2 separate regions of the Homo sapiens genome follow, and region 2 is linked to region 1. The links are chromatin loops, found by intact Hi-C in ENCODE. Cell type or tissue: gastrocnemius medialis. All regions are shown on one strand. Links, peaks and the distances in the headings refer to the core of each region. The heading gives the core; the rest is flanking DNA. Region 1 has its middle 110 kb from the start of XYLT1. Region 2 overlaps XYLT1 (xylosyltransferase 1).

Evidence for each region. Hi-C counts contacts between places; a loop is a spot of excess contacts. Peaks named below come from ENCODE experiments on the same cell type or tissue, not always from the same donor. Only the 100,000 strongest peaks of a DNase experiment are listed, where the experiment ranks them.
Region 2: it touches region 1 in a loop (5-fold over the local background); 5 of 110 quality-filtered maps call a loop at or near these places.

Annotation. Positions count from the first base shown.
Region 1 is chr16:17,575,883-17,584,638 of GRCh38, forward strand. No RefSeq gene overlaps it. Among named protein-coding and RNA genes, the nearest start is that of XYLT1, 110 kb to the left of the region's middle. RefSeq lists an enhancer at 2,979-3,480. In gastrocnemius medialis, for the core only: a CTCF peak has its summit at 3,582 (motif pointing left); a DNase peak (open chromatin) is centred at 3,579.
Region 2 is chr16:17,263,390-17,271,389 of GRCh38, forward strand. The region is part of intron 2 of XYLT1 (xylosyltransferase 1); the gene reads right to left. Among named protein-coding and RNA genes, the nearest start is that of XYLT1, 200 kb to the right of the region's middle. RefSeq lists an enhancer at 2,929-3,800. In gastrocnemius medialis, for the core only: no CTCF peak of the experiment used is centred there; DNase peaks (open chromatin) are centred at 3,382 and 7,472.

The DNA.
Region 1 (8,756 bases), core at 445-8,444:
CAGATTCACGGGTTCAGCTTTCCCTCTCCAGGGCTTTCTCTACATCAAGGGCCCTTGAGTCAACTAAGAATGACTGAGTTTTCTTTGATGGCATTTGTTCAACATCACGCAAAGCATAATCCTGGAGTCCAGTAGAAGAAGTAGTATCTAGCCTGTCATTTAACCCACAATGCATAATTGGTATATCCACCATATAAACACATTAACACATACCCAAATATAACACACAGATATGCAAAAGCAAACACATACAATGTAAGAAATAAACATGTAAACACACACACAACTGTAGACACATATGAGTCAAACACCTGTAAACAAAATTTCTTGATCTAAATTCAGTGAAGCTTTCCATGTTGTTTAGACTGTCCTGGAAGATAACACTGAAAGGCACCAACAGCTTCTGCTTAAGGGATGAGATGTGGATTCTTTACCCTAATAGGTAGTTCTTTTCCTTTTTCTTTCCTTAGAATTGGCTGTTTTGACCAATCAAACTCTTGGCTTGGTTTTGTGTTGAAATGATCATAGCTCAACCTTAGACCAGGCTGTTCTGATATGCCCTTACTTTATCAAATTGTTAGCTAAGGATTATTATAGAGATTCTTTTAAGGAGAAGTGTTTGCATTGGGCATGTGCTGCGGGTATGCTGGGAAATAAGTATATTCTGGGCTCTGCTTTGAGAAGCAAAAGGTGATCATAGGTGGGGAAAAATCAAAGGAGGAACATTCTATAATCCTTTTTATTTTTTTGATCCTTGAACTCCTTGAAACTGGGATAAATGTTCTAAGGGCAGTTCCCCTGATAGTACAAAATTACCATAACTGATCTCACAAAGGAAGATAAATAAGAAAACACATTTGTTTCAAGGGAGCCAGGGAGAAGGTATCTTTTTACCTTCTTTCTCTCTCTAGCCTGTTGTATTCTCCCCCTGTTCTAGCTGTTTCTTGCTGGAAACAATCTCAAAAAGGCTTTCTCTATCCAGTATGGAATGATTTATCTTAGTCTTGGAATTCTGGGATAAAATGTGCATATATGCATACATGTGTACACACACACATACGCACATACACACATGGGACCTAAAGTTTCAGGAAAGGTTTTTATTTTATTTTTTAAATGAAAAGCAATGTGACACTACTTTCAAACTGGTTTATAAGAGGCACATCAATCCAGTTGTGAACTGAGAACTTTTTAAGGGAAGGAGAAATTGTTCCCGTTAAGCCCTAAAACAGTATTCTTTCCCATTGATCATCTAAACCAATTTGCTTTATATTGAATAGCTGTATTAGGAAAAAAAAGTCAGCTGTTGATACCCTCCAATGTCAGCTAGATGGATTTTTTTCCCTCAACATAAGGTGCAGTTGTAGTTTTCCTCAATCTCATAATTAAAAAAAGGTGATAAGCTATTTGTTCTGAATCAATTCACTTAGATTTTAAGGAGCATAATGGAACGTCTGTTGTTCCTGAAATAAACAGCACAATCTCGAGTACTCAGACAGCTTGCCTAAGGTGGTAGGAATACTATGTTTTTGTCCTACCAAGGTTCTTTACCCGGGGCTCCCTGACCCAGAAGACCTGTGCATAAAATTCAGGGCTGTGTGACTTGGATGGGGAAAATGTGCATATCAGTTTTAACTAATTTCCACCTCAAATGCAGCGTTTCAGTTAATTATGAATATAAGCAAAATTGACAGCAATATTAATGACTTTGCACCTATGGTAACCACAGATAGTTTATGTTAGATTACAGACTTCTTTTGTAAAATCGGATATAGTCTATTTCACATGCATTTAGAAACATCATTTTAAGAAGGGGGTCCTTGGGCTTCCTCAGACTGCAAAAGTCACCATGACCCTGTAAGTGTTAAGACCCCTTCTCCAGGAGACCTGGGTCATTAGTAAAGGTCATGATCCAGCACAGGCTGTGAAGGTGCATGGCATCCCATCACCAGGAAACTCTTTTTTTGTCGGGGGCCTTGAACCTTCTCACTCATCCAGCAAAATGCTCACTCTAATGCCCCAGGGTGGAATCTGTCATTACTGTATGTATTTAAGCTTCTTCAGATTAGCGGCAGAGGTGAAGGAGAAAGAGGAAAAAGAGATCACATACCACTCCTCCATCTCTTCACATATTTTAATTTAAATATGGAATCATACTCTATGTCAGTATTTTGTAAACTTTTCTTTTCTGTTTTTGAAACAGGGTCTTGCTCTGTTGCCCAAGCTGGAGTGCAGTGGTGCAATCATAGCTCACAGCAACCTCTCTCTCCCAGGTTCAAGGGGTCCTCTTACCTCAGCCTCCCAAGTAGCTGGGACAACAGACGTGTGCCATCACATCCAGCTAATATTTGTATGATTATGATTATGATTTCTTTATAGAGATGGGGACTCATCAGGCTGGTCTCAAACTCCTGGGCTCAAGTGATCCTCCCACCTAGGCCTCCCAAAGTGTTGGGATTAGAGGAGTGAGCCACCACGCCCAGCCTGAAATCTTTTTCTTCCTAATTTTTTAATTTTTTGAGACAGAGTCTCCCTCTGTTGCCCAGGCTGGAGTGCAGTGGTGTGATCTTGACTCACTGCAACCTCCACCTCCTGGGTTCAAGCCATTCTCCTGCCTCAGCCTCCCGAATAGCTGGGATTACAGTTACGCACCACTATGCCTGGCTAATTTTTATATTTTTACTAGAGACAGGGTTTCACCATGTTGGCCAGGATGGTCTCAAACTCCTGACTTCAAGTGATCTGCCCACCTCAGCCTCCCAAAGTGTTGGGATTATAGGTGTGAGCCACTGTGCCCAGCCTGTAATCTTTTTCTTCTTAATATTTTGATAGCACACCTTGATGGAGCTCTTTCTGTGTCCCAAGCAACATTCTAAGCGCTTGGCCTGTGTTATCTCATTTCCTTCTCACAACCACTCTTGGCAGGGGGTACTCTTCTGACCTCTCATAAATGTTGGCTAAATGAATAATAGCTGTCTCTTATTGAAGACTTACCATGTGCCAGGAGCTATTCTCAGAGTTCTGTACATGGTCTCATCTATTCTTCCCCAAAGCCCACAGCTAGGTTTTATTATTTTTACATTTTATAGATAAGGGAACTGAGGCACAGAGAGATTAAGCACCTTGCCCAAGATCACACAGCTGGTAGGTCACCAGTAGAAACCTCTGGATATCAGTGGAGACAGTCTGACTGCAGAGAGGTGTTGTTAACCAGCAGGCAGTCCCACCCTCTATGATGAACTTTTGTCATGGTGATTGTTTGAGCATGCTTTAGTTTGTAAGGTTGCCACATCATTCCTGGAATAGGAGATAGCTTTTTCTTTCGCATAGATGGATACTGAAATCACTCTATATCAGTATTTTGAAAAATTTTGGTGACTCTACCCTCACCATAGCATCATTTCTTGAGAAAAAGAAGAGAAATAAACGAAGCAGCAGCACGAGCAGTTTCTCTTCCTACTGGTCTGTAATCTGGCCACGACTTTAGGCTGTGGCTGAAATTCCTGACCTTAAATTCCAGCAGCCTCTGATTGAGGGCACCCACTCAGTCAAGCTCCCTTCTTGGAAACAGTCAAACGCCATCTAGTGACTGAATGCAGAATCGCATACTCCTTTCAGCCAGGAAGGGAGACCATGGAGGGGGAGCCAGGCTGGGTCAGGAAGAGGAAACCCTCTCTGGGCTGGTAAAGTTGAAAGCAAGGAAATCACTGAGCCCCGAGGAACTGCACCAGCATCTGGATAAAAACCCTTCAGTCTTCACTGTGAACACATCTGGTTAGTTGATGAAACTGTTTTCACAGTACATCTGGCTGGATAGATACAACCACACAGCCACCACCACAGGCTCGTATTAACTGAGCAGTTTCTTCCCAGCAAAACTAACTGCCTGGAAAAAAAACGCATGAACAAAACATATTTGTAATTTGTCAAATCTAAATAATACCAATAGCTCAGCGATTTGCTCTTTTGATCAAGACTGTTTTATGCTAGGAAGTGTGCTAAGTGTTTTACATACAGTGTCTCGTCTGCTCTTTTTTTCTTAACAGCTCTGAGAGCTAGAGATTAAATTATTCCTGTGATCAAACTGGAGCTCAGGAAAGCTAAGACATTGTCCAGGTTCCCACAGATGGTGTGTGACAGAGCTGGGAGCTGAATGCAGATCTTGCTGACTCCAAAGCTCAGACTCCAAAGCTCTGACTCCAAAGCGCACGCACCACACACACACACACACACACACACACACATTTAAAGATGCAGAATCTCATTATTTAGCTAAGCTACCCTCCGTGCAGCAAATATATCATCACAGTGAAAGTCTAGTGATAGTACTATAAAGACAAATTATATGTAGGCAGGAAAGAGAAGGCTAATATCCATTATTATCGTTACAGTGGATTTTTGGAGGATTTGACTTTTATCAAAAATATTGTTTTAAATCAACAAATACCAGGAAATTGAATCCAACAGCATATTAAAAGGATGATATGTCATAACCAAGTGGGATTTATTCTAGGAATGCAAGGGTGGTTCAACATAAGAAAATCAATCAATCTAATATGTCACATTAATAAAATAAACAAAAAATATATAATCATCTCAATTGATATAAAAAAGGGCATTTGAAGAAATACAACACCCTTTCAGGATAAAAATACTCAGAAAAGATAGAATAGAAGGGAACTTCCTCAACATGATAAAGGACATTTATTTTAAAAAACCCACAGCTGACATTGCACCTAAAGGTGAAAGACTAAAAGCTTTCCCCCTAAGATCAGGAACAAGACAAGAATGCCTCCTTTCACCAATGGTATTCAACACTGCACTGGAAATTCTATCCAGCGTAATTAAACAAGAAAAAGAAATAAAAGGCATCTAAATTGGAAAGTAAGAAGTAGAACTATCTCTGTTCACAGACGGCATGATCCTATATATAGAAAATCCCAAAGAATCTATAAAAAAGCCATTAGAGCTAATGAACAATTCAGCAAAGTTGCAAGTTACAAGATAAACATACAAAACCCAGTTATGTTTCTACACACCTGTAATGAACAATCCAAAAAGGAAATTAAGGGAGCAATCTCATTTACAACAGCATCTAAAAGAATAAAATGCCTGGCAACAAATTTATCCAAGGAAGTAAAGGACTTGTACACTGAAAACTCAAAACATTGCAGAAATAAATTAAAGAAGACTTAAATAAATGGAAGAACATCCAGTGTTCATGGATTGGAAGATGCAATATTGTTAAACTGTCAATACACTGAAAGTAATCTACAGATTGAATGCAATGCCTATTAAAATTGCAATGGCCTCTTTTTTTCTGTGGAAATGGAAAAGCTAGTCCTCAAATCCACATGGGATTACAAGAGACCCTGAGTAACTAAAACAATCTTAAAAAAAGACGAAAAAAGTTGAAGAACTCACACTTTCCTGTTTCAAAACTTACTACAAATCTGTAGTAATCAAAACAGCATGATACTGACATAAGGATAAACATATAGAAAAGTGGAATAAAAATGAGAGTCCAGATATATACATATATTTCTATTATTTATATATATCTCATATATATGTATCTCCTATATATATATCTCCTATATATATATCTCCTATATATATCTCCTATATATATATCTCCTATATATCTCTCCTATATATATCTCCTATATATATATCTCTCCTATATATATCTCCTATATATATATCTCCTATATATATATCTCCTATATATATCTCCTATATATATATCTCCTATATATATCTCCTATATATATATCTCCTATATATATATCTCCTATATGTATATCTCCTATATATATGTCTCCTATATATATATATATATATATCTCCAATTGATTTTTGGCAAGTGTGCTAAGTTTGTTCAGTCATTCAGTGGAGGAAAAAATAGTCTCAGTTGGTGAGGGAACAACTGAATTTCCACATGCACAAAAATGAATTTGGATCCCTACCTCACACCATATGAAGAATGAACTCAAAATAGATCAGTGACCTAGATTCAAAAGCTAAAATCATAAAACTCTTGGAAGAAAACAGAGGTAAATCTTTATGATTTTGGATTTGGCAATGGATTCTTAGACATGATACCAAAAGCACTAGCAAAAAAAAAGGAAAAATAAAGATAAATGTGTATATGTGTGCATGCATGTGTTTGTGGGTGTGTTTGCTTAGTCCAGAATTAGGGTAGTAGTAACAATGAGGACAATAACTTCTTAGAGCACCTTCATTCAGGAGTTGAATCACAGTTCAGTTATCAGACAATGCCAGGAAGAGCTATACATTTCTTTTGGTATATTGACATCTTAATATTATTAAGTCTTCCAGCCCATGAATACAGGATGTTTTTCCATTTATTTAGGATACTGAAACAGGAAAGAAGAACAGAGCTATTCGTGATCATACAGCTAACAAATGGAAAAATGACAATTGGAAATCAGGTTTTTAAACTCAAAGTTCATTTCTCTCTCCCAAGGAGTGCTAGGACAATTACTCATTTGTAATTTGTGACAATTCAGGCAAGGGCTGATCTCTAGTTTCCCCTGCTCTTGGGAAAATTTTCTCAAAGATGCTGTGAACACAGTGGGGAAAAGGTTGCAAAGAGAATGCTTAAACTGCTTATAACCAAATTGCTTTTAAGCAGCACTTTAGTAGAATCCATTTATATAATAAGAATGAATATGCTAACTGTGAGCCATTTTTGTGTATCCTTGAGGGATCTCTACAGGACAAGCCTCATTTGAATTATTCTCTTCCTTTAGTAAACATCCAGTACCTGGGATTTACTGATTTTTGGCACTGAGTCTGAATTGCTGAGATTTATTTTTTTTGTAAAGATGAAATTATTAAAGTAGAATGAGGATGGAACTATCATTTACTGAACACCTAGTAGGTGTTAGGATGCATCCTTACCATCCTTGAGTCCTCTAAGCTCCAGGAAAAGAAGCCTTTGTACCAGGCAAAGAAGCCTTTGTTCTCAGCTCATACCTAACATAAAGGAGGATTCACCTCTTCAGAAGATTACCCTCCACTGAAGACACACAAATTCCCCAATGTAATAATAAGAAATGGATATTGTACTGCAATCTTATGGTACTGAAGGGAGGTTTTACATCACACACCACGCAACATAAACATCTCCTTTAAAACTTCTTGTTTTTAATCCTCAAATCTTTTCTTTTTGCCAGTGGCTTCATTATTCACTCTCCTCTTACCCAAAAGAGCATCACAAAGAAATGTTTCCTATTGGCCTGAGCAATTCAATGGTGGTGCCCCTAGATTGTAAACAACCCTCAGGAGAGGAAAAAGTCCGGTTGTTAATTAAACAGATGATCAAAATTGTTTTTGTAGGGTGTGTATGCATGTGCATGTGCCTGTATGTGTGTGCTGGGTGGTTCTCATTTCATCTGGGTTCACTTTTGTTACCTTCTTTGCTCTTTAAAACAACCCCAAGAGATCATTTAGTCCCATTTTGTAGAAGAAAAGATTGCTGCACAGAATGATTTGGTACCACGTCTAAGGTTGCACAGTTTGTCAGTAGGGGAAGCCACAGTGCCATACAGACCTGATTCTAGTATTCATGATGCCAGAAACTGGTCCCAGAAATGAAAGGCTGTGGCTTTCTCGATTTTCATAGCAGTGGGTAAATTCTTCTTTCTACCACAATGGACCTTCTTCAACGGGCCCTGAGTAAGTGGTGGCCAACTATGTATTAGGGTATTCAAGAAATGTATAGTCTAAAGCAGGACTTAGCAAACTACAACTAGTGTGCCAGACCCAGCATGCCACAGGTAAATAAAGTTTCACTGGCTCACATTAGGCCCATAACTTTAGATAGTGTCTCTGGCTGCTCTTGCACTATAAGGGCAGTGTTGAGTAGCTGCAACAGTGATCCAATGGCCTCAAAGCCTACAGTGTTTTACTATCTAGACCTTAGTGAAAGAAGGATGCCAATCCTTGGTCTAGAGAGTCAACTGACAGATAAGTTGGAAATTGAAAATCAGAGCTTAAGTAGGTGGTAGGGGAGCACAGGAACCATGTAATTGCCAACAGGTAGACTTTGTTTAAAAACCACTCACAGTAATCAGCATCCTTCCATCTCCCAATTCTCCATATTGTTATTAGGACCTTGAAAATAACCAATTAATAAATCACTATATATTAATTACTTGCTGTATGCCATGCTCTGTCATATGTGCTGTGGATAGAGCTATGAGCAAAACAAAATAAAAAATGAGTGTGGAATATAGGAGGAACAGAAAGAAGGCTATTAATTGCTTAATTGATGTTACTGAGAGCCTGGAGCTCAATACCAGATGAGACTGCGAGGGAGGGAGGCAGGGGCCAGGATGTGGAAGACTGTGGGATTTTATTCCAGGTAAAACGGTAAGCCACTGAGAAATTCTAGGCAAAGTGGAGGTTGTCATTATCATATTTAATATGATCACTCTAACTGCTCTATGAAGATTGAATAATTGGAAGGTGAGGATGGGAGCATGGAGAATAAGGAGGAGGTTACTGCAGTTATTTAGGCAAGACGTGGAAGTAGCTTGACTAGCCTGATAACAGCAGAGACAGAGAGAACTGTTTAGATTTAGAATATGTTTAGGGTTAGAGCTAAGAGGACTCATGGATCATGAGGATGCATCTTAAAAAAGAAGCTCAAAGCTTGCTTCCAAAAGAACCAAGGAGAACGTCGCAAATTGTAAGATTTATTATGATTCTCACCTGCCCACACAGGC
Region 2 (8,000 bases), core at 1-8,000, 310 kb before region 1:
TTAATACCCGCTCTCTACTCAAGACAGGCCACCACAATGGCGATGATTAGCTTGTGGTGGCCCTGTGAACTTCTGCCTGGCCCCAGATGCTACTCAGCTGCCATGGGAACCCAAAAGATTTGAGTATAAGAGGGAAGGAAAATATTTTGTCTTCTGGAACAAAAGGGCTCACAGATACTAGATCGCTTCCAGAAAAGTCAGAGAGAGGCGCAGTCAGCGAGAATTGGAGGCCTGAGAATTTCTGTCCCTCAGAGTCACTGTCATTTTCTATAGTGACTGCGGCGTTCTCTCTGGCTTCCCCCCTTCAATTCATTTTTTTCTTTTCTTTTCTTTTTTGAGATGGAGTTTCACTCTTGTCACCTAGGCTGGAGTGCAACGGCGCCATCTTGGCTCACTGTAACCTCCGCCTCCCAGGTTCAAGTGATTCTCCTGCCTCAGCCTCCTGAGTAGCTGGGATTACAGGTGTGTGCTACCACGCCCGGCTAATTTTTGTATTTTTAGTAGAGACGGGTTTTCACCATGTTGGCCAGGCTGGTCTCGAACTCCTGACCTCAGGTGATCCACCCACATCAACCTCCAAAAGTGCTGGGACTACTATGATAATAACACTTAACATGAGATCTACCCTCTGAACCAATTTTTAAGTGTGTATTATTGTTGACTATGCAGCTATAGTCAACACTATAGTACTATATGCAACATACAGCAAATTGTTGTATATTGTTGCATGTACTACTATATTGTTGGCTATAGTACTGCACAGCAGGTCTCTATGGCTTCTTCATTGTGCATGCATGATTGAGATGTTATGCCTGTCCATCAGCAACTCCCCATGCTCCTCCCCAATCCCCCAACTCCTGGCAACTACTACTTCACTCTCTGGTTCTAGGATTCGGACTATTTTCGATAGCTGATAGAAGCAGAATAAACACGTGTACTATCTGTCCTTCTGTGACTGGTTTCTTTCAGTTAGCATAATGTCCTCAGAGTTCATCCATGTTGCTGTATGTTGCAGGATTTTCTTCTTTTTGAAGCTAACATCCATTGTGTGTATATGCCACATTTTCTTTATCCAGCCATCCAAGGATGGACATGACATATCACTTCATGTTCCCCCTAACTCTTCATCTGACTGCCAAGGGGCAAACAGATTTTGGCTTTTCTGTCCTTTCTGTGGAGACTCAAGATCCAGAAAGCCAAACCCAGGATCCCTTCCCTTCACAAAACCAATCTTGGGAGGTCTCCAGGCAGACCCATAAAAAATAACCATCATATGCCCAGCACCCAAGTGGCCCATGCTCTGTGTCCTTTGAATCTTCTTGAAAACTCACCAAAACAGACAGTATTAGTACTCCTTAAGAGGAGGAAACTAACATAGAGAGAGGTTAAATAACTTGACCGAGGCTACACTGCTAGTAATGAAGTGATTCAAACTCTCTGTGTCTCAGTTTCCTCATTTAAAACATTGGGATGATAACACCTTGGTATCCATGGGGATGATAATAATATCCATCTCAGGCCGGGCACAGTGGCTCACACCTGTAATCCCAGCACTTTGGGAGGCTGAGGCGGTCGGATCATGAAGTCCGGAGATCGAGACCATCCTGGCTAACACTGTGAAACCCCGTCTCTACTAAAAATACAAAAAATTAGCTGGGCGTGGTGGCACGCACCTGTAGTCCCAGCTACTCAGGAGGCTGAGGCAGGAGAATCGCTTGAACCCAGGAGATGGAGGTTGCAGTGAGCCAAGATCGTGCCCTGCACTGCAGCCTGGGTGACAGAGTGAGACTCTGTCTCAAAACAAACAAACAACACCTCACCTCTTGGGTAATTCAGTGAGGAAGAGTGTATGTAAAACTACTAGAATATGCCCACCACACAAAGCTGGAAGAAGAATGAGCAGTAAACCAGACTGGGGAACTCTACCAATTAACACTCTCTCTCCCCTGACAGTCTCTGCCTAGAGGACAGATGGGTTATTATTTCGCAATTGTGATCAACTGGCATCATCTTCTCTACTCTTCATCAATCCAACTCTCTCACCTTGAGTTATTTATGCTAATGCAACCCTTTGACTTACTTTATTTTAATGTACTTATTACAATGATTGCACATTCAAATGTTTGTGTGCAAGCTCCAAAACTCTAATTGCTCTGCTGTTGCCTTACCTCTAAGCTGCTGCTAGAATCCATTTTTATTCTGGAGAAATAATTAAATGCAATAATGTCCTCCATTCCCATTCAACCTTGGGCATGTTTAGAGTCAATTTCAATCAGGTAGAAATATGCTAAACATAATATGGCTCCGAGAAGCAGGTTACCTGACCCACGCTGCTGCTGCAAAGACACGTGGGTCTGTTTCCATTTTTCCCAGGTTCTCTTGGTTCAGGATGAATCAATACTTAGTCTACTGAATCCTGGCCCCTTGCTCCCATTTCTGAGGGGTGGGGGTGGGTTGCCGTGATTTTTAAACTATCCACCTTTGCTCTTATTGTTTATGTAGGAGAAGACCTGGGTACTAGTATTGCATTAGCTGATGTCCAATTTTCTTATCTGTAAAATGATGTGTCCCGAATGTGTGTTACTAACCATTCTGAGTTAGTTATTAATCAATATATTCAATGAACAAAATTCTGCCACTTCAGCTCATTAAAACAATTCGATGGACCTTAAGAGACCAGGAACTGAGGACAAAATGGAAGCTTCAAAGCGCATCCCGTCTGCAGCCCTATCCCTCTATTATCGTCTATAGCAGCACACTGAGATTCAGAGGTCTGGACTCAGGAAGAAGTGAGTTTGATTCCTCCCTTCTCCATTTGCTGGGGTTCTTCAAGCTGGGACAGAACATTTCGCCTCTCTTTGCCTCAGTTTCCTCATCCATCCCAGAGAGCCGAAGATGGCACCTACTTCCCAGGGACTGAATCGATCAAGCATAGAAGATAGTGCCTGACACGTCCAAAGTGCTTAAGAAACACGTATGTCTTAGGTTCCGTTCCAAGCCTGTTGCATGTACTAACTCATTTAATCTCCATGATGAGCTGATAAAGAAGACGCTATATTTTCTACCCATTTTTCAGATTGGAACATTAAGGTTCAGGGAGGTTAAATGACTAAGTCCACACACCTAGGAAACAGAGGAGCCAGGATTTGAACCCAGGCTGTCTAGGTCTGGAGGTCATGCCTTTCAATACCCCACTGCCTCTCCGCAGCTATTAGGAATAGGGACAGGGCCAAAGGGAAACCCCAGCCAGGTGCACTGCTCACACATGAGGGCGCCTGGCCCACCCGCTCATCGTGATCAGTTTACGGCTTCCTTTTGTGCCATGTGCACGCACAGCCGGCTGGGTAGTTATTTGGTGTTGAACTCAGTGTCCGAGGCTTCGTTCCAATCACCAAGGCTACCAAGGCCACTGGGAGGGACAAACAGGGAGAGGCCTGCACCTGCTTCCAAAAGGACCTCCGTGCCAGGGTAGGCGAACGGTGGAAGCACAGTGTGTGTGGCTGTACCAATTAGAACATGCAATTACCCAGGCTGCCAATGCAAATAGACCTAACAGAGGCCCCTCGTCCAGCTCATCTGCATGCACAAAAGGTGGCTGGCCAGCACTTAGAAACCCGTGGACCACGCTGGACGCAGGCAGGCCCTGCTTTAACAGAACCCTAAGTAAAAAGCCCTTTGCAATGTAGCATCATGTTAATGGGATGCAAAACAGCACAGGGTGAGGCAGGAAGGAGTGAGACTGATAGGGCTGGGTTGGAATCCAGTCTCTGCTCCTTAACTCTGAGACGGAGGGCAAGAGGTTTAACCTCTCAGAGCCTCATTTTTCTCATCTACAAAAGAAGGGGGTAAGAAGACCTACTTTGCAAATGTAAGGTGGGGATTAACTAATATGTCATGCACATATAATTCTATTTAACAAAACAACATTGGGTGAGAGGCTTGATACATGTTAAGCACTCAAGTGGCAGCAGGATGATATTTTAAGCTAGCGCCTTGTCACTTGATGAGCAAGTCTGAGTCTTTTGTTTGTTTGTTTGAGACGGAGTCTCGCTCTGTCGCCCAGGCTGGAGTGCAGTGGTGCGATCACGCTCATCGCAAGCTCCGCCTCCCGGGTTCACGCCATTCTCCTGCCTCAGCCTCCCGAGTAGCTGGGACTACAGGCGCCCGCCACCAAGCCCGGCTAATATTTTTTGTATTTTTTAGTAGAGACGGGGTTTCACCATGTTAGCCAGGATGGTCTCAATCTCCTGACCTCATGATCCGCCCGCCTCAGCCTCCCAAAGTGCTGGGATTACAGGCGTGAGCCACCACGCCCGGCCAAGACTGAGACTTTTTGGAAAGGCAGAGTGTTGAGGCACAGTGGGTTGAAATCTGGACCCTGGCCTTTGCTCACTGTGTGGCCCAGGGCACAGTGCCTAACTTTGTCTGCCTCAGTTTCCTTCTCTGTAAAATGGGGACAATAATGAGTACCCAATCTAATGAGGCTGTTATGAGAATTAAGAGTCAATGAATTTAAAACACTTAATACCTAGAACTTAATAAATATTAGGTATAATTTATTAAAATAGAATTAATGATTGCAATGGTGACTTAAAGTGGTTCTTAAAGTGTGGTCTGGGAACTGTTGGGGGTCCCTGAGGCCTTCTCAGGGGATCTTTAATGACAAACTATTTTCACGATAATATAAAGACATTATTTTCCTTTCTCGCTTACTCTCTCATGAGTGTACAGTGGAGTTTTCCAGAAACTCCACTGCACGTCATACTGCATCAGAAATCAGAAGCAAATGTGAGAATCTAGCTATCTTCTATTAAGCCAGGTGTTACAGAGATTTGCAAAAAATGTAAAACAGTGCCTCCCTTCTTCCTAAATTTGTTTTCGTTGGGGAAAAATATGCATACTTTTCATAAATATATTTTATATACACAAGTAATAGGTTATTATGACTGTTTTTAAGTGAATTAATAAACATTTTAAGAATGCCTTAGTTTAAATATTACTATATAGGAAGTAATTGATAGCACCTACCTAAGCCAAAGCTCTTTGGTGTTCCTCAATAATGTTTGAGACTATACAGCAATCCTGAGACCAAGTTTGAGAACTACTGACATAATACATAAGTACAATCAGAAATATTTACTGATTATTAAAATTAAAAGTTTAGGATTCTTTTATGTAGGCTGTTTTGCTACATGCCAAGCCTTTTGATTTGTATTTTACTTCCATACACAATACACACACACAGAACAGATAGAAATCGAAGTTGAGTGATAAATACTTTTTTTTTTTTTTTTTTTCTGAGACGGAGTTTCGCTCTTTGTTGCCCAGGCTGGAGTACAGTGGTGCAATCTCGGCTCACCGCAACCTCCGCTTCCCGGGTTCAAGCGATTCTCTTGTCTCAGCTTCCCAAGTAGCACGGATTACAGGTGCCCGCCACCATGCCCGACTAATTTTTGTATTTTTAGTATAGACAGGGTTTCACCATGTTGGCCAGGCTGGTCTCAAACTCCTGACTTCAGGTGATCTGCCTGCCTTGGCCTCCCAAAGTGCTGGAATTACAGGCGTGAGCCACTGCGCCCAGCCGATAAATACTTTCCTATAGAGAGAGGAACCCAGGCCCCTCAAGTCCTGAATCATCCTCAGGGAGGAAGAATGACCTGCTGTCAAGAGTTAGTCCTTGATCAAACTCTAGTCAGCCTCCTCTGCCCCCTTTTTCTACTGGGCCTCTCAGCTTTACCTATAAAGACTTGAATGAAATGCTAACGTTGTTTTTCTTTTTCTTTCTTTCTTTCTTTTTTATTTATTTATTTTTTGAGACAGGGTCTCATTTTGTTCCCCAGGCTGGAGTACAGTGGTATGATCACGACTCACTGCAGCCTCAACCTCCTGACCTCAAGCGATCCTCCTGCCTCAGCCTCCTGAGTAGCTGGGACTACACAGGCTTTCACCACTATACCCAGCTTTTTAAATTTTTTGTAGAGACAGGACCTTGCTATGTTGCCTAGGCTGGTCTCAAACTCCTAGGCTCAGGCAATCCTTGGCTTCCTAAAGTGCTGAGATTACAAGCGTGAGCTACCACGCCTGGCCTGAAACACTAACATAGTTTCTCACAGCTCAAGGCAACATCCCTGGGATGACCCCAGCTCCTGCTTAAAGTGACTGCTTTAGAAAACTCAAGGCTGCCAAAATAATTTACTGTTTGTTCCAGCTAACACCTCTAGACAGGGCATCATCTCCCAGCCTCTGTAAGAGAGCAGGAGCCACACTTCATAAACAGCAGTTAGCAAACCCATTTGAGTCACACATAGACCAACCCTCCCTTCCTGCTTTTGGTAATTCTTCACTTCCCTGAGTCCACTGAGCTCATCTCCCTTCCCTCCCTCCCACCTCTCTCCTTCTCCCTTTATTATTATTATTATTATTATTATTATCATTATTTTGAGATGGAGTCTCCCTCTGTTGCCTAGGCTGGAGTGCAATGGCATGATCTCTGCTCAGTGCAACCTCCGCCTCCCGGGTTCAAGCAATTCTCCTGCCTCAGCCTCCTGAGTAGCTGGAATTACAGGCGTGTGCCACAATGCCCAGCTAATTTTTTTTGTATTTTTAGTAGAGATGGGATTTCACCATGTTGGTCAGGCTGGTCTCGAACTCCTGACCTCGTGATCCACCTGCCTTGGCCTCCCAAAGTGCTGGGATTACAGGCGTGGGCCACCGCACTCTGCTTCCTTCTCTCTTTAAAACACCCAGTCACCTCTGAACAAATCCAAGTTGAGTTCAGTTCCATGCTGGATGCTTTTCCTATTGCAACAGGCATTACTGATTAAATGTGCCCTTACCCCTTTCATAGGGTCTGGCTTTGTTTATGTTTGACGCAGCCCAAGGCCACCTAGCCTGGACCTCAAGCCTACAAGGCTAAGTCCTTGGGGTAAAAACCAAAGAGCCCAGCAAAGCGTGCTCAGAGCCCAGCCCCTGACTTAACCCACTCCCCTCTTCCCAACCCCACCAGGGGGACATGACAGTGACAGTCACAGCGCTCAGAGCACCCAAGGGACTGCAGGCAGGTGGCAGGGAAAGATCTGAACTGGCATCTCCTGGCTCTTTCCCTATCAGCATAAGAGACAGCTGTGTGGTACAGAGATACACAGCAGAGGGCGAAATAATGGCAGAGGAGAAAAAGACGAAAAGGAAGGAAATGCAAGAGAAAATGGAACGAGAAGAAGAAACAAACATCAGCTATTGTTTACTATGTGCTGATTACCTACCAGGCACGGAGCTAAGCCCGTGGCTTGGCATCGCTATTCATTCCTCAAAATTATCTCAAAAAGTAGGTCAGGGGTCAGCAAAACACCCTACCACCTGCTTTTGTCAATAAAGTTCTTCCAGGACACAGCCATGCCCATTCGTGCACACACTGAAGGTGGTGCTTTTGTGCTAGGACGGCAGAGTTGTGTAGCTATGACAGAGACTACATGCCCAGAAAAGCCAACATCTGGCTCTCCGCAGAAAAAATGAATGCCCCTTCAAATGGGGCCAGTGAGGCTGAGCCAGGCTTGCCCAAGGTCACTCGGTGGGTAAGAGGCAGGGTCAGAAGTGACGCACAGGAGTCAGACTCCAGAGACAACATGAGGTTGCAAAGTCAGACCCAAGGACAGAGGGAGAGAGAGCAGAGCCTTCCAGAAATGACAACAACCATGTCTGTTTTGGAACAAAATGCCTCACACACAGAAGAGCTTTTCTATGGAGAGAGGCCTCCTAACTGTTTTTTGTTTGTTTGTTTGTTTGTTTGTTTTTAAGTGTCCCGAAGGCTGGCCTCTTCTTCGTTACTATTTGAACACAGTTTGCCTCTAATTAATTGCAGCATTCCATTGCGTTATTCCACAGTTATGGCCACAATACCCAAAGATCCAGAGAGAAAGGGGGTGTGGTAGAGACACAGAGAGAGAGACACACAGAGAAAGACACAGAGAGAGAGAGACACAGAGAGACAAAGAGAGAGACAC